Linked DNA regions of Homo sapiens: regions 1 and 2 are each linked to region 3. The links are chromatin loops, found by intact Hi-C in ENCODE. Cell type or tissue: ascending aorta. All regions are shown on one strand. Links, peaks and the distances in the headings refer to the core of each region. The heading gives the core; the rest is flanking DNA.

Evidence for each region. Hi-C counts contacts between places; a loop is a spot of excess contacts. Peaks named below come from ENCODE experiments on the same cell type or tissue, not always from the same donor. Only the 100,000 strongest peaks of a DNase experiment are listed, where the experiment ranks them.
Region 1: a loop joins it to region 3, with 3 times the contacts of the local background. A loop is called at or near these places in 2 of 110 quality-filtered maps.
Region 2: a loop joins it to region 3, with 3.0 times the contacts of the local background. A loop is called at or near these places in 9 of 110 quality-filtered maps.

The regions. Positions count from the first base shown.
Region 1 is chr4:123,829,538-123,835,361 of GRCh38, forward strand. The region is part of intron 4 of LINC01091 (long intergenic non-protein coding RNA 1091); the gene reads left to right. Among named protein-coding and RNA genes, the nearest start is that of LINC01091, 180 kb to the left of the region's middle. RefSeq lists a silencer at 2,897-3,191. In ascending aorta, for the core only: no CTCF peak of the experiment used is centred there; DNase peaks (open chromatin) are centred at 2,714, 2,994 and 3,044; H3K27ac peaks cover 1,691 bases.
Region 2 is chr4:124,259,761-124,265,584 of GRCh38, forward strand. The region is part of intron 3 of LOC105377406 (a long non-coding RNA gene); the gene reads left to right. Among named protein-coding and RNA genes, the nearest start is that of LINC02516, 300 kb to the right of the region's middle. In ascending aorta, for the core only: a CTCF peak has its summit at 2,651 (motif pointing left); a DNase peak (open chromatin) is centred at 2,661.
Region 3 is chr4:123,552,415-123,558,238 of GRCh38, forward strand. No RefSeq gene overlaps it. Among named protein-coding and RNA genes, the nearest start is that of LINC02435, 33 kb to the left of the region's middle. In ascending aorta, for the core only: no CTCF peak of the experiment used is centred there; DNase peaks (open chromatin) are centred at 2,737, 3,187 and 3,526; H3K4me3 peaks cover 1,483 bases; H3K27ac peaks cover 2,859 bases.

The DNA.
Region 1 (5,824 bases), core at 319-5,318, 280 kb after region 3:
GGCCATTCAAAGATGGAGGCAGAGCTTGGGGTTATGCTGACAGGAGCCAAGGAATGCTGGGGGGACATTAGAAGCTGAAAGAAGCAGGGAAGGATTTTCCTCTATAGGTTCAGAGGATGCATGGCCCTGCTGACACCTTGATTTCTGGCTTCCAGCCTCTAGAACTGAGAGATAATTAATTTCTGCTGTAATAAATCACCCAGTTTGTGGTCATTTACTGTGGCAACCTTAGGAAGCTAAAGCAATAGGGTGAAGGGCAGTTATCAGAATAAGGGGATGTGGTGCTGGTAGACAATCCCAAAGGTGTCCACTGCAGAATTTACAAAAGGAGCTTAGCAGTAGGTGGAGTCATAGCTACAGAATGAGAGCCAGGTTGGTATATAGCCTTGATGTTATGACAAGGCATGAGAATGTCAGCACCAGGAAGAGTGAGCACTGAGAAGTTGAGAAAAGAGGGAAGTCATGATGAGACAGGAGGACAAGCACCTAGCCTTTCATCTAGACAAACTAATTCCTAAGCATTTCTACCTCCTTCCTGAATCTGCCTGTGAATGTCCTTCATGTGAAATGCTCGTCACCTCACTCTGCTTGACTAATTCATTGCCCTTCCCTTTGTGAAACTGACATTGAAGGTACACTCCTTCAGTGTTCATGTCGTTGGTGTGGTGTACATGTGTGTGTGTATGTGTATAGAGTGATACTTTCACAATTTTTTAGATTTCTTTTTGTGATAGGATATTCTTTCTTTCTTTTTTTTTTTTTTTTGAGACAGGGTCTAGCTCTGTCACCCAGGCTGGAGTGCAATGGCGTGATCTCAGCTCACTGCAACCTCCACCTCCCAGGTTCAAACAATTCTCCTGCCTCAGCCTTCTGAGTAGCTGGGATTACAGGCGCACGCCACCACACCCAGCTGATTTTTTGTATTTTTAGTAGAGACAGGGTTTCGCCATGATGGACAGGCTGGTCTCGAACTCCTGACCTCAAGTGATCTGCCCACCTCGGCTTCCCAAAGTGCTAGGATTACAGATGTGAGCCACCATGCCTGGCTGTGGTAGGATACTCTTGAAGTTATTTAGGACGTGTTTAATTAAAGACAATGGCATGCAATGTGTATCTTGTGGAGTCTGAGCAAAAAAAAATAAGAGACACTGATATTAAATTTTATGTATAAGTCTTCTGTATTTAAATACAGTGATTTAATAAAATCTGTTATTTGGAGACGGAGAAGTATTTCATGTATTTTCATTTTAGACATAAAGGAAATCAACTCCTTTGAAGTACCAAAATTTATAACTTAAATTGTTTTGATATAAATATACCTAAAACATATTGTATAGTTCTCTGGATTCTTATACAGAATGCATCTTCTCCCTGCTGACCCAGGGTCAACATTATACACATCCATTATTGTTCTGTGTGATATTATAATGTTCTGGGGCCTCTTTCCTAAATACCCTGACAATCATGCTGCTCTTTTCTCTTGCTGTGAGCTGACCAGCTGTGCCCCTGCCTGTTGCCAGCACGCTCCCCTCTCCTAGATCCCTGTCTTCCTCTAGTGCAGTTTTTAATTCATCGTGGCCTGGGAATCCAGATAACATAGCTAATTAGAAATGATCTAAATGTAAGAGTGAATGCCCCTGAGGGAGCATCTGTGGCCTTCTCTGTGAGTTTCTATGGGGATCTCTCCTTTGCGTTAGATGCCGTAAGCGTTAGTGTATGGATGGCAGACCTGTTTTTCCTTTGCTTCTCAACACTCAATTAGATCCGTGTAGCTAATGAAATTCATGAGAGCATGCAGCAAAATTCTGTATAGGAAGGTTTTTTTTTCCTTCTTTACATAGTTTCCCATGTTCTAAATTAGTTGTTTTAATGTTATCTATGTGTTTTTGTTTCATTTTAGGGTATCAGTGGGATAATATTAACTGCCAAAATAATTCATTAGTTGTAAAGCTCCATCCTGGCTAAACTGTGGATAATGTGCCTCTTAGCTTAGACTGCTGAAAAGTCATTATGGTCAATGACTGACCCACAGCCACCATGTGAAAAACCTGGGTTTAACTAGAAAGTAAAAACTGCTGGAACAACCTGATTGTGCCAAGAGGTAGTATGTTAAATCTATGTAGAAGTAGCAGAAGTTACAGGAAAAAAGCCAGTGATTACCAGGGTGTCACATTGTTTATGAACCAGGTTGCTGAGTCTTTGAATCTGGAGATGATAATTTAAGTCAAAATTTCAAGAGTAGGAATTCTGAGGTCAGAATCAATAGTGTAGTTGGGTATAAGTCATTTGAATAAAAAGCCGGCTTTTGAGCTTGACCCCTTTTCTCTCAGTTCCTTTTCCTAATTATCCTACTTTTCTCAAAAATGTCACTCACAAACTCTTTTGCTGTGAGAGTTAATGGTGAGGTGCATAAAATACACATACAAGTTTCAAAAGTGAAGTATAAATAGCCATAGCCTTTCAAAGTATTATTCAGGTTTAGGAAAACAAGTGCCTTTACACATCATTCGAGCACCCGAGGATGATTCTACCTGCAGATGGGCCTTTAAATAAGTGTGAGTTTGCTGCTGCTTCTCAACTCCCAGTTGGATACTGAAAAAAAAGATCTTTCTCAATTTCCTGTTCTTGTGCGTTATTAAAATCCTTCTGTTGCCCCCACTGCCACCCCTGCCTCTTTCTTCTTTTCCCATCTTTTTGTGTGGAGGATGTTATCCACAGTTCCCAGCAGTGATGATGCATTTGAGTCAGGAGGATGAGATTGTGACCCAGATACAGTGCATGAGAAATGAGTGATGGGAAGAGAGAATGACATGACGGGGGGCGGAGGGGGGGGAGAGGGGGGAGAGAGAGAGAGAGAGAGAGTGAGCAGTGGTGAAGGGTTATGAGTTGTACAGTTATTTCTAGCTTTGAATGGTTTCCAAATCTCATACATTCACAGACAACCTCGCCAAAGCCCACAGCTGTCATGCATTTTCAACAGATTCCACAGGGCCTAGATGAGGTTTGAAGGCATTCCTTTGCTCTTACACATTAGCTAAAAGGAATTACCGTAACATCTGATATTGTGGAAGTGGGACATTTGCCATCCTGACCTTGCCCAAAGCAGTCCGGAAATAGGAGTCTAAGAATGTATTATCTCATATGGCCCCTAAAGGTCACCAGGGGCCTGTCGGTGGCATTCTGAGAAAATCCAAGCACCCAATATGCTCTGCATTTGGAGAAACTGGGCTGCTTTGTATGGGCACAGTGGGCAGACACATGTTCCCATTGCTCGTTGGATGTTTGTCATAGGAAAGGCATGTTCCACTGGAGAAATTCCCAGCTGTCAGTAATGTGCTGATATACCACAGCCAATCATCAGAGGATGAGCCAAATAAACAGGATGTTCACAATGTGTGTGATTGCATGAGTGTGTAACAAAACTTCTGCCCATTTCACAGCCTCATAATGGGATTGACATGCATTGCTTAATGCATCTGTCTGTTTAGGATAGAAAGGCATAAACACCATGGAAACCATGTGTAAGAAAGCCCTTTCTTTGGCTATATGGGCTGTTGATATGATGGGATGAAATCTGGTATAAATTGGGAAAGAACATTGCTTTAATATTATGAGTTTACTTGCTGGGAAGTGCCTTGAAGTCATCCAAACACAGATGAGAAGGAATAATCAGATAATCAGTAGCTATTGAGAGTTAACAAAAGGGGCTGAGTTGATATGAATATTTTTACATACCAGTGGCGTCATCTTCATTCTTTCTTCTTGTAAGACACTCATTAGTTGAATTATTTATATAAATGTACAGAAATGAGTCAAAGTTATGTCATTGCCCTTTTTGTTTGGATATGCTGCTACTGTTAACAATTAGTTTCTAAATATATTCCCGAGGCAGCAATTTGGGAAGGGGGAGTAGTGGTTCCTTCAACACTCATGTGTAGATAGGTTCTTGGAAAAATAACATCAGGTATCCTGTTAAGTGTCAGACCTTTTACTTCTCTGAGCATTCAAATCCCCTTTGCTCAAGGTGGCACATCCATTCATGATAATAACAGTAATAAATAAGATTTATTGTACATTTCCTGTTTGATGGTACTGAGCTAAGCCTTTAACATGCATTAACTCTTTTAATTCTCACAAAACATATAAGATTGATACTATTATTATTACTATCATAATGATAAGAAAACCAGCATTCAGAGAAGATAGTAGGCTTTTAAGAAGGTAGAGTTAGTGACAGAGCAAGCTGGAACATGTATTTGAGTACTGAATCCATGCATTTAACCATTTCACTATGTTACCCTTGTGTGTCCCTGCTCTATGTGAAATTTGATTCTATTACAGTCTCTGGTGTTAATTATTTTATTGCATTGAAATGTGATTTGTATTTCCTTGAACAGGACTAATGCACAAATATAATTTTGGTATCCTAGGGTCCATCTGTATAGAATATTTCACCAACCTAGTACAGTTGAGGAACATGCCATGAAGTCTTTGTAATGATTTTTCTCTCTTGTTAAGTTTTGGTCTTTTAATTGTGGTTATTATGTGCTGCTTTTCAAACATTGCCCAAGATGCACTGATTTAGGAAAAAATCATATGTGCCAGGATGCTACCTCCTAATAATATTAACACTTTCAATAGGTTTTATGGATAAACACAGCAGGAAAGAAAAGGAGCTCTGAGTGTACAGAATCTGTGTGTTTATATTGGTTTATGAGATCGTTAGAGACTTGTATTGTATCATCTGGTAGAAAGCAGTACCACATAATGGTTAGGACTTGGGCTCTAGAGTTTCACTACTTAACGATCTGTGTGACCCTGAGCCATTTCATTGATGTCTCTGAGCCCACTTCTTTCATCTGTACAGTAGGTATAAGATAATAATTTTTATAAGATTATTGTTAGGATGAAATGAGAGAATCCCTGTAAAATTCATGGCTCCTAATAAGTATTTTAAAGAATGCTCTGAAATGCCTTTCAGCACTCTTCATTGCCAATCCTTGTACTGTTTCTCTTTGAGTCCTTATCACAATTAGACATGCTGTATTACACTTGTTAAATGTCATCTCCCTAAACTAGAATATAAACTCCCCAAACTCAGGTATGTGTCCTTCTCTCCCGTGCCCTCATTGCCTAGAACAGCATCTGACACAAGCTAGGCCCTTATGAATATTTGCAGATAAATAAATGACAGCTATTTTATTATCATCATTATTATCACTATTACTATGGCTCTTATTACCATGTGTTTCAGACTCAGATACCATGCTTAAGAAAATCCTAAAAATACTGTTTAGATTTGAATAGTTACCAAGAGGCTTACGAAATATTTGATTTCTGATCATAGAAGTTTATAGGAACATCAGAGCACATTGAGTTTAACCTCTTCAATTTATAAAATAAAAGACTTAGAATACTCCAAGGCCAAGTGATGTTAATTGGTCTTACTTGAGTCAAGAATTACCAAGTGGCGGCAGGGGCGGTGGCTCACGCCTGTAATCCCAGTACTTTGGGAGGCCGAGGCGGGTGGATCACGAGGTCAGGAGATCGAGACCATCCTGGCTAACGAGACCATCCTGGCTATCATGGTGAAACCCCGTCTCTACTAAAAATACAAAAAATTAGCCAGGAGCGGTGGTGGGCGCCTGTAGTCCCAGCTACTCGGGAGGCTGAGGCAGGAAAATGGCGTGAACCTGGGAGGCAGAGCTTGCAGTGAGCTGAGAGCGCTAGTGCACCTCGGCCTGGGCGAAAGAGCGAGACTCTGTCACACAAAAAAAATAAAAATTAAAATAAAAAAATTACCAAGTGGCAAGTAAGAGCTGGG
Region 2 (5,824 bases), core at 305-5,304, 710 kb after region 3:
CTGTAAAGCTTGTACATTACAAGCTAAATTTATTTGGTTGAGATAAATTAAAGTGTATATATACCTCTTTAATTTATCTCAACCAAAGAATGATGTATCTCTCCATATGTATATATACATATATATGTATTCTTTACACACACACACACACATACACACACACACACACACAGACATCATGTTCTTTGATTGAAGATTCCATCTGATTAGTATGTCAGTTCTGCCTAAACTGATCTACAGATTTAACAAAATCTCTATTTAAATTTCACTTTGTTTTCTTTTTCTTTTTTGGAAATGCACAAGTTGATTTAAATTTATATGAAAATGCAATAAGCCTAAAACAGCCAAAAGAATTTTGAAAATGAACAATGTTGGAGACTTTGCACTAACTGATTTTAAAAGTTCCTATGAATCAGGGTTTCTCAACCTAGACACTATTGATGTTAGGGCTAGATCATTCTTTCTTGTGGGAACTACCCTGTGCATTGCAGGATGGTGGGCAGCATCATTGGCCTCTATCCACTAGATGCCAGTAGTATCCGCCACACCCTCTAATTGTGATAACTAAAAATGTTTCCAGGCATTGCCAAATATTCCCTGGAGTCTAAATCTCCCCCGGGTAAGAACCTCTGCTATAAAGCTACATAATTAAGACAGCTTCATGTTGGTATAAGGATAAAAATAAAGATCACTGGAACAAAATAGATAGGGCCGAAATAGACCAACACGGAATCTATTGATTTTTTTTGACAAGGTGCCACAATAATTGAAGGAGAAAGAACAATCTTTTCAACAGATGGTTTTAGAACGACGGGCTATCCATATGGAGAAAAATACACTTCAGCTGTTACTTCACAGCCTACACAAAAATTAATTCAAAATAGTTCACGGTACTAAATGTTAATACCCCAAAGTCTAAATCTTCAAAAAGAAAACATAGGAAGAAATATTTATGACAATAGACTAAGCAGATTTTTTAGATCAGACCACCAAAGATCAAGAACCAAAAAAGAAAAATTTTATGATGTGTACTGTACCAAATATATTAATTCATGTTCTTATAAAGATGGTTTTAAGAAAATGGAAAGTTATGATATCAGATAGGGAGAAAGTATTCATTACAAAGAACTTGTATCTGAAATATATATTTTAAAATTCACAATACTTACGTGTGAGCATGTATACACAATACATAATGAACTCCTACAGTTCAATAAAAACACAAGTAGCCCAAATTAAAAAAAAAAAACTATGCAAATGACTTGAAGAAACACTTCACAAAAGAAGGTAAACAAATAGCCAAAATGAAAAGTTATATAGCATCATTAGTCAAAGAACTACAATGAAATCAGTGTAATTTCGTTACATGATGAAATGCCACTAACACATTCTAGAATGGCTAAAAATAAAATAACTGTCAATACCAAGTGTCTGTGAGAATGTGGGGCAACTGGAATTCTAATGCACTGCTGGTGGGGATGAAAAGTGGTACAAGTACTTATATAACACAACCAGGCAGTTTCTAACACAGTTGATGAGCTCTTTCAACAAGACCCAGTGATTCCACTTCTAGGTATTTATCCAAAAGATATGAAAATCTATGTCCAACCAAAATAAATGATCCTGGCATAAATACTCCTAGCACCTTGATTCATAATACCTCAAACTGAAACAGTCCAAATATTAAACAACAGGTGAATGGATAAACCAATTGTGGTATATTTATATAAAGAAATTTTCTTCAGTCATACGTAGGTACTAACTCAACACGATACGACATATATAAATAGCAAAAGAAACCAGTCACAAAAGAGTATGCATCGTATAATTCCATCTATATAAAATTTCAGAACTATAAATCTATTTTGTAAAGGAGCAGGTAGGAACATTCTGGGGTGATAGAAACAGCCCATAACTTTTTACTTGGGTGAATACAATTATTGAAAATGTTTAGATTTTATTGTATGTAAATTATATCTCAATAAGGCTGTAAAATAAAAAATAAAATTAAATAAAAAAATTATTTCCCCAAATTTACACGCGACACCATTACAGAGTTAACTAGTTCTCTGAGATATAGCCCTAAGATGGTTTATTTTTGCTCCCTCATTAATTTTTGTTCTTCACAGATGATATAAAATAATAGAAAAACTTAAAAAAAATTCCTAGCAAGAGGTAATGTAGTTTTGAATTTTATTTCTTTTACAATTATGAACATTCTTATTTCCTTATTTGATGAAAACAATCAATTTTATTATCTCGTAACTGAAATAATTTGATTTCTTTAAAAAGGAACTCATTTTTATAGAGTTCTACAACAGCAAGTTGGATAAATATTTTTAATTTTTGTTTTTAGTTATTAGTATTTTAATTTCTATTTTACTATTAATTTCTATTTTTCTAATTACTATTTTAGTAATTAGAAATTAGCTATGATTATATTATAAATATTTGATGTAGCAAATATTTATAATAATCATCATAACTAATTTCTACTCACTGAGGACACATATATCTATATGCTTACACATGACTTTTTAAAAAAATAAGCAAGTAAAGAAATTTGTGCAATAATAATTATCCAGAAGCCACTTGTGCAGTGCTAGCGCAAGCATTTCGTTTTCATTGGTAGAGTTCTACTGCCCTCTCCTGGTCCCTGCATCTTGCATCAATAGGGACGCAGATGGAATCTGGAGGCACTGCGAGACTCCTTGCAAAAGTACACGGAGACTTAATGCTAGAAGAGTAATAACCTCAAAATTTTCCCCATCAGATGATCTCAATTCAATGATGTATCATATCCACTAAAGGAGAAACCTAAGTCTATATAGAGTTAGAATGAACTTCAACTTTTTAAAATGTGAGGTGACCTCAGACATTAGATACAGTACAACCTCCTTATTTTATTGAAGTCAAATTTGAGGCTCCCAAAATTGAAGTGCCTTTATCCAATTAAATGCAATGAGTCAGTGGTGAATCCAGGAATAAAATATAGCATTTGTGTTTATTCAAATGGAACTAGGCGAAAGTTCACCTCTGCTGAACGCATTATTACAAACAATTCACATTTGTAAAAAACCAGATAGCAGGGAGTAATATGAAAAACAACACATACAAATAAGTTTCTTTCCTTCTCTTATTCCTTTCTTCCTCCTTCTTTCTGCCCTGCTTCCCCTTTCCTCCCTCTTTCTCTCTTTCTTTTCCCTTTCCTTCCTTCCTTTCCTTCCTTCCTTCCCTCCTCTTTCTCTTTTCCTTCCCTTTATTCTTTCTTTCCCTTTCTTTCTCTTTCTTTCTTTTTCTTTCTTCTTTCTTTCTTTCTTTTTCTTTCTTCTTTCTTTCTTTCTTTCCTTCCTTTCTTTCTCTTTCTTCTTTCTTTCTTCTTTCCTTTCTTCCTTTCTTCCTCTGTATATCAGAACACTAATTACTAAAGACACTGGTTATAAGTTATGGTGACAGCATGGAGGAAAGGTAAAATTCCTGGGCTTTGACATTAGATGTGTGTTTTAATGCCATTTCTACCATTGATAAACCATGTGATCATCATGTAATCACACTAATGCCTTAATCAGTAAATTGGAGATGGAAATAATGGCACTATATTATACAGGGCTTGTGAGTATTAAGGCCATAAGTGCTTGGTTTTAATTATTTAAAAAATAAATAGTATGAATAATTATAAGAATAGAATTTGTGCAAGAATTTAGAGTGATTGTGTATGTAATAAGTTCACTCTAACAATGAAAATGGAATGCTAGTACTAGCACTGCAAAAGTTGCTTCTGGATAATTATTACTGCATAGATTTCTTTACTTGCTTATTTTTTGAAGTCATGTGTAAATATATAAGTATATACTAATAAACATAGCGAGTTTAATAAAATATAGGTAGTAGTGCTATCATTCCTCCTACTATGTTGCGATTTCATTTTAAAATATTATACTTATTATTCAATATTTATGTCTGGCCCAACATTTGATATGTAGTGTATTTTATCAAATTTATCCTGAAACCAAAGTAAGATCTATAAAATTTGGAAGTAGTATGATTTAAAGATATTGAGAACTTCATTCTTTTATCCAGCTCAAAACTAGTGATTCCATCATTGATATCTTAGTGGATAAAAGTCCCAGAATATCTTTGGATGAAATACTGAAAATTTCACTTTAATATCAAGTTTTGTTAGGGAGGAGGAACACAAAGCCATTTTATTTTTATTGCTGTATTGTAAACATTAACCAGGTAGCTTAAGGAAAGCAAGGCAGGAAAGGCGGCAATGGCTCTGTTGGAGTGATGGGCAAGCAGCTCAGCTCAGACCTTGGGCTATTAGGTGTGGTCTTTGCCACTGGGCGTCATTGCTTCTAAGCCTTTCAGCCAACAAAGCAAGAAAGATCATGTGTGTATACAAATGTGTTATATTTATATGTAGCTGCTATGGTCTGAATGTTTCCCTCCGCATATTCATATGTTAAATACTAATCACCACAGTGATGGTATTAGAGGGTGGGGCCTTTGGGAGCTGATTAGATTGTGAGAACAGAGCCCTCATGAATGGAATTAATGACCTTGTAAAAGAGGGCCCCGAGAGAGCTGCCTTGCCCCTTTCACCACGTGAGGACATAGTGAGATGTCTGCATCTGGGAAAAGGGCTCTCATCCATAACCTGGCCATACTAGTGCCTTAATCTTAGATTTCCCAGCCTCCCAAACTGTGAGAGAAATTTCCGTTACCTATAAGCCACCCAGTTTATTGTATTTTGTTATAGGCAACTCACATGGACTAAGGCAATGTCCGTCGGTATCTATATTAAGCTAAATATGAGTATATACTGATGTCTCAAACTAATTTATAACCATGTGGATTATCCTAGCCTCCTACCCTTGCTTATCTGTAAATTCCCACTTCAACAGTGAAAAATCTGGCTCTCATGACCTGCTATCCCTTTGGTTAACTGTTCAATTCCAGGAGCATATGTACCAGTATTAGAGCTGTTAACCTATATCTCCACAGAAAAAAGGTTGTCAGCTAGAATGGAGTGCTTATGCCCATTTCCTTCTGCCTTAAATCTTACAGACACCTTTCATTTCCAAAGATACTTAGGTCCACATCTCTTGCTCCTATTCCCTTCAGTCAGATTGTTTCATACATTTATAATATATTCTCTTATCACAGTCTGGATGCCATCTGGGCTCCCCAACCCCCTAAATGATTTGTTTTTTTTTTACTTTGCATACATTAATGTTCAATCTTTGTACTGTAAAGCTCTTTGGGTTTTGATAAATGCATAAAATCATGTATCCAACATCACAGTATTATACAGAATAGTTACACCACCCTAAAAATCTCCTGTTTCACCTCTTCAACCTTCCTCTAGAATCCTTGGCAACCTCTAATCTTTTTTATGTCTCTATTATTTTGCCTTTTCCAGAATGTCAACTATTGGGCAAACAGTATATAATATTTTCAGACATGCTTCTTTCACTTAGCAATGTGAATTTAAGTTTCCTTCATTTTGTTTTGTATTTTGATAGCTCATTTTAAAATCCCCGAATAACATTTTATTCTATGGGGGTATCACAGTTTATTTATCCACTCACCTATTGAATAACATCTTGGTTGCTGACACTCTTCAGTGATTATTAAGAAAGCTGCTATAAACTTTCATCAGCAATGAGTGAGATTTCTGGTTGCCCCATATCCTAGTCAGTATTCGGTATTATCAGTTTTTTAGATATTAGCCCTTCTAATAGTTATGTAGTGGTAATTCAGTGAGGTTTTAATTTGCAATTCCTTAGTGACTGATGATGTTGAACATTTTTTCCTATGC
Region 3 (5,824 bases), core at 353-5,352:
GCCAGGCTGGTCTCGAACTTCTGACCTCAGGTGATCCGCCTGCCTCGGCCTCCCAGAGTGCTGGGATTACAGGCATGAGCCAGTGTGCCTGGCCTGATGGGGAATTTTCTCACATTATTTCTTTGATAATTTCTTCCATGATATCGTCTTTTCTCTCTTTCTGGGAATCCTGTTAGTCACATGCTGCATCTCCTAGACATTTTTTTTCTCCAAATTTTCATCCCTTTTCCTTTTATTCTGAGGATCTTAGTATTGCCTTCTCTATAAGGTTTTAAGTTGCCTTATAAATGCAGTTTTTCCCCCTATTGTTATCAGAAGGATGGCTATGGTCCCCCACGAGTGGAGATGGGAATTGGAAAGTTTGACTTGGAAGCATTCTGAATTTTCCCCTCACTTGTAGCTAGTCATCACCCACATGGTTCTAGTTTTCCATGTGATTTGACACAACTGAAGTTCAGTGGCTCCTTGGATTGCTGAAATGAAATGGAGGCCTTCTTTGCAACCTGAGCTCTTCTAGCTTTCTGTTTCTCTGTGTCTTAGAACAGAAGTTCATGTTTTGGGTCAGTAATGTAAGTAAGAAATTGAAGAAGTAGATGATTACAAATGAATAACCTGTTGTTAGTAGTGTACATAGGGTGGTTTTAGATCTATGTAGATCATGATGATTTGGTTGTGTGGCTTCGGCAGCCAACCACCTAAATTACTTGAATGAAGCTTCTTTCCTGAAAGGAGCTTGGATTCATCTGAATTTCAGAGTACTTTCATTTGAATATCCTGTCAGCATAATTCAAATTTTAAAATGCTTGCTTGGGTATTGTATTTTTTAAATAGAATTTTAGCATTTAACAACATAAACCAAAATAATCTTCTCCTTCCACCTCTCCACTGAACCTGTAGAGAGTCAAGGCCTTGTCTGAGTCCTGTGTTCTTGCCCTCCCTGTGGCTGCTGGTTCTAACCCAACTCCAGCCCCTTAGCAAGTGCTCTCCTCCTTTGAGCCTGTGCTGCTATTACACACCAGGCTCGCCCATTTCCTAGGGTGTCTCTTGCTGCCTTCCATCCCCCTCCACTTCACCCTAACCCTCTTCCTCTTTCTCGCACTCTCTCATTTGGTGTTTCTCAGTGGGGTTTGTGGATGTCCCGCATCAGAACCACCTGGGGTCTGGCCAGGCCGACTGGATCTGAAAGGGGTGGGAGCTGCAGAGGGGTCTGTTTGTTTTTCAAGCCCTCCTGGAGATTCTCTCACCAGAGTTCAAGAGGCACTGCTCTAATTTTTTTTTTCTTCTTTTAGAGGCTGGGTCTCACTATGTTGCTTAGGCTGGTCTTGAACTCCTGGCCTCAAGCTATTGTCCGGCCTCAGTCTCTGAGTGGTTGGGATTACAGGCAGAACAACTGTGCCCGGCTCACACTGCTCTAATTCCTGATACCCACCCAGCTAAGTTCCTGATTCTGCTTTACACCCTTTGCCCTTTCTCTTAGGGAGTTCATACTCTCCAGCAGGCTTTGTTCTTCTGCTACCCAGAGGCCCCCCTCCAGCTCCCACCTCTTATCTAGCATCCAGCCTTCTATTTGCAGTTATTCCCAGGGAATCTCCTGCATGCTGGGTGTGACCACCCACACTTGTCATCTCTTGGAACAACATCCCCAGGAGGTAGGTATTTTTGTATCAGGTTATTTTGTAAATGAGGACATAGAGACTAAGAGGGATATATGTATGGTGATATTTGCTTTGTTAGAGGGAATAATAATAAATGTACATTGAATACTTGGATGAGAGAATGATTCACCTTGAATATACTATCTTTGTAGACTTGATATGAAACTTGGGTTTGTTGTTCTTTCTTACCTTACTTCTACTAGAACCACTGGGAGGCAGGAGAGGGGGAAAGAGATGAAAAATGCTGTGCAAAAGTTCTGCATTAACAATGAGAATAAAAAACCTGTGGGAACCTCCCTCAAAAATGACAGGGCTAACCAGGAGTGCCCTAACTGCAACTTTGCCCAATAGCATTTTCTTTTTTTTTTTTTGAATTGTGTGGTGTTCATTGACTGTTGATTATTACAGAACTGGGTCAGTTGGAGGTCAGGGAGGCAGGGAAGGGGTAAGCTGTGGGCTGAGAGATGAAACAAGCGGTTCTACCAATCCATGTGAAACCTTTAGGGAGAATGTAGGGCTTTAAAAAACACATTTGGGAAATTTTCTTTATAAAATTATCAGAAGAGTAGATCACTGCCCTGTTTACACTTTGCATATGCAACAATACAAATGTAGAAAAATAACCCATTATGAGAAAGCAGTGAAAATAATTGCACATTAAGAGAGTTAGGTCACTGCTGGCCAGATCTGGCTATGATTTGCATCAGTTTTAGTTTTTCCGAAAGGAATGTTTGATCCAACAGAAAATGGGCTTTGAGTGTGCCAGAGCTCCTCTTTCTTCTCCTGCCCCCTCCTCTTCCCAGGTTGACGATGGATCCCCCAAGGCACTTGTTGCTTCCTCCAAAGGAGCTCCCCATTACAGCTGGAAGAGAGGCTTGTTTCTCCAGCTGTCTAACCTTTAGTTTTATCTGCCTCTTGTTGACCTCTTAGTTTTATAATGAGTCAGTTTATTTGCTTGTACAAATTGAGTTTTCTTAGAAATATAACAGTTAGAAAGAGGCCAATGTTTTGTTTCCCCTTATGAAGGAGAAGTAGCTATGGGACCGGGCACGGCTGAGGCTGTTCATTCCATGCCAGTCCCTGTTGTTGGTTTATTTTAGTACCACGTAGTGAAGCCTTGTGGGCAGAGAAATATTGTCTCCCTTGTCGGAGGTAGAAATATCTGCAGGGTTTACAAGCTAATTACTTCTCGATTCCCTGGGAGTTCTAAGAATTTGCTTAGCAACTGGCCTGACCAGTCTCCCCCAGCTGCCCCCCAACATGACTACACTTACTGGTGGCGCTGATGGAGCAGTTTTCGAACTAAACAAGGATTAAGCATTTTGTGAAAATGGTGCCAGTCTTTTCCTCGATGGGACCTGAGCCTGTAACCTAGTCCAACAAAACGAGGGAGAACAAGCCAAAAAAAACCTTTTTAAGAAACAACACAGGCAGTAGGAAATCATACTGGTCAGGGCTTGTTTTCCTGGCGTGGGGCCTCATTCCAACCTGTTGCAATCAGCTCTAGAGTGTCTATAGGGACACCCTGGTGCAGGGGCCCCGCGGAGGAAAGGAACTTTTACATTTCTGTTTGACTGGGCTGCTTGCCAGGGACTAAGTTCAAAGTGCAGTTTCCAGTAATTTGCTGAGACTTCTCTGTGGGTTTGATAGGCCAGGACAGAAGCCTGCAAGCCGAAGTAATATTTCCTGATTTCTGTCATTCCTTAAGAAGAGAAGGAAGGTTGTTGAGGGACTAGGGATTGGAGAATTTGTTGGCTCTGAGAGCAGATCGGACCCCCACTTCCCCCTGTCAACCCCAGCCCCTTCTCCTCAATCCCGTCTAGGGCCATTGGCAGCCTGGCACTAGATGGAATCACACGGGCTCCCTCTCAGAGCAAACGTGAGGTATGCATTCCATGAGCCAGCGAAAGCCTGCATTGATTTACTGCATGCTAGCATTATTTGGAGCTATAAAGTTGTCGAGTAATGGCAATATGTTCTTGTTTTCTCATATCTGTAGGATGAAAGTGAACATTTTTATAATCCTTCTCTCCTCACCACATTTAGTTCCTGGTGTTAAACATGTGGGCTTGATTAAAGGGGAAAAAGAACTGCAAAAAGTTAGATTTTTACATTCCTCTCTTACAATGCCTCATTCCCTCAACCATCCCCTTCCCAGAACACTGATGGCAAGGCCCACATTCTTGTCATTTCCTCTTTGTCTCTCCCCTTCTCCCTGCCCTGTGTCTATCAGAGGACTCGATGCATAATAATTCAAAATGAATCTTTATTAAATGAAGGGGTAGGTAGTGGTGGAATCTCACTTCAAAGAAGGGTTGGGTAGAATGATATCGTTTCTATGTCTCGTAGAGGCTCACAGGAATAGTGCTTTATTGATTTTGATTACAACTGCTTTTCTACAGCAAGAAATTGTGTTGCAAAAATGTTTGCTGTGGTCCCCATATCAGTCACTCTTTACATGGAAAGGACTCAGTTGAGCATGAAAGACATTAGGAATTGGGGAGAGAACAGAGAGGTAGTGGAGCACAGCTGAACTCTCCAAGATTCTTTAGCCCTGTCATCAAGTTGCAGTCACCTTTTATTATGATCACTCACTACCTCAAACATCTGTATACCCAAACCAAAGCAAACCCCAGGAATACACAAAGAGGGTGGCGTAAAAGGGGTAAATAGCCTGTAGGAGTTACTTCCTTCTTCCCCGACAAAGTTCCTTGACTTACTTCCTTAGTTCTCCTGCAATATACTTTTCATTCGCTAATGTGCCTCTGAAAGACTGACTATATGTGCTGCTTTTCCTCTAGCCTGGAAACCGAATTATAGCAATTTAACATTATAACATAATTCTACTGCAATAAAGCAATTTGGGGCTGGTGGTAGTGATGGAGTGGATGTTGGCGGCAGTGGGAGCAGATAATTTATTAGAAGGGAATTTTTCTGCATCTGTTTAAGAAATGCCAGGATAAAGCCATGTTAGTATGAAATCTTATTTAAATATTTTTATTTGAGGATTGGAACCATGTGAAACCATCTATATATGTATCTGTGATGCCAAAAGAACTAGTTAAAGGTTTTAAAAAAGGAGACTTTTTCATTATTTGAACTTGTATTACACAAATAATGGTTTATGTACTTAATTGGCTTTTAAAAAACCTACGTGAATGAATTGACTATTTGCTTTTTACAATGTGAAGTTAAAAAACGAGTCTCAGCTGGGTGCAGAGTGAGCCTGTAGTCCCAGCTACTTGGGAGGCTGAAACAGGAGGATTACTGGAGGCTAGGAGTTTGAGGCTGCTGTGATCGTTCCTATGAATAGCTACTGCATGCCAGCTTGGGCAACATAGCGAGACCCTGTCTAAAAAAAAGTCTCAAATATTTCAGTAATCTTTAGCTATGAAAAAAAAACTGTGACAAATTGCCTATAAAACCAAGCACCTAGCTGACTCTGTAGGTAGGTTTCAGGGAAAAGGAGAGCAAAGAAAGATGAATTTAAAAATTATACTTGGCCGCTGATGGTCCACACCATGGTGTAATGAAATTGGGTAATTTAGATTCTTGAGTAAAGACAATTTTCTCATCATCAGACAGGTCTCTTGAGGAGGGACATGGATTTCCCAACGTATATCTGACTACTACACATCTCTGTTCAGAAGAATACAGACATCTATCTGCAAAAGATCGTGGCCTTAAAATTGGTTTAAAGCATGTATTACTTCCTGCCAGTTCCTGTATGTGCTCGTGATTGGGGGATAAGATTAACTGCATCCTGCCTCCTATATCTATAATGTTAGGCATTTGACATTTATGGAGATAACATTGGCAGCTTCATCTGTTCATAAGGCATCCTTAAAGGTCCATCATATTATAATTTGCAATATCCATGGCACCCAAAACTCTGAAATTTCATCTTGTGTGTGGCAGCAAGCCCTTGTGCAGTGAATAAACTACCCAGCCACCTTAGTGGTCACACCTCAGCACAACTGTTGTTCTTCACACATCCTGATAGATGCAGCCAGTACTCTGCTGGAGTGATCAACATTTGGTTCCTTTGTGAAAAGTGACCTCTAAACAAAGTCACTTGACTTTCTTCGATGGAAATGACAAATGAAGGCTGAAGATATGAAAGTTCTTAGTGAGAAAATATTTTTACACACTTTTAAATTCTGTATTTT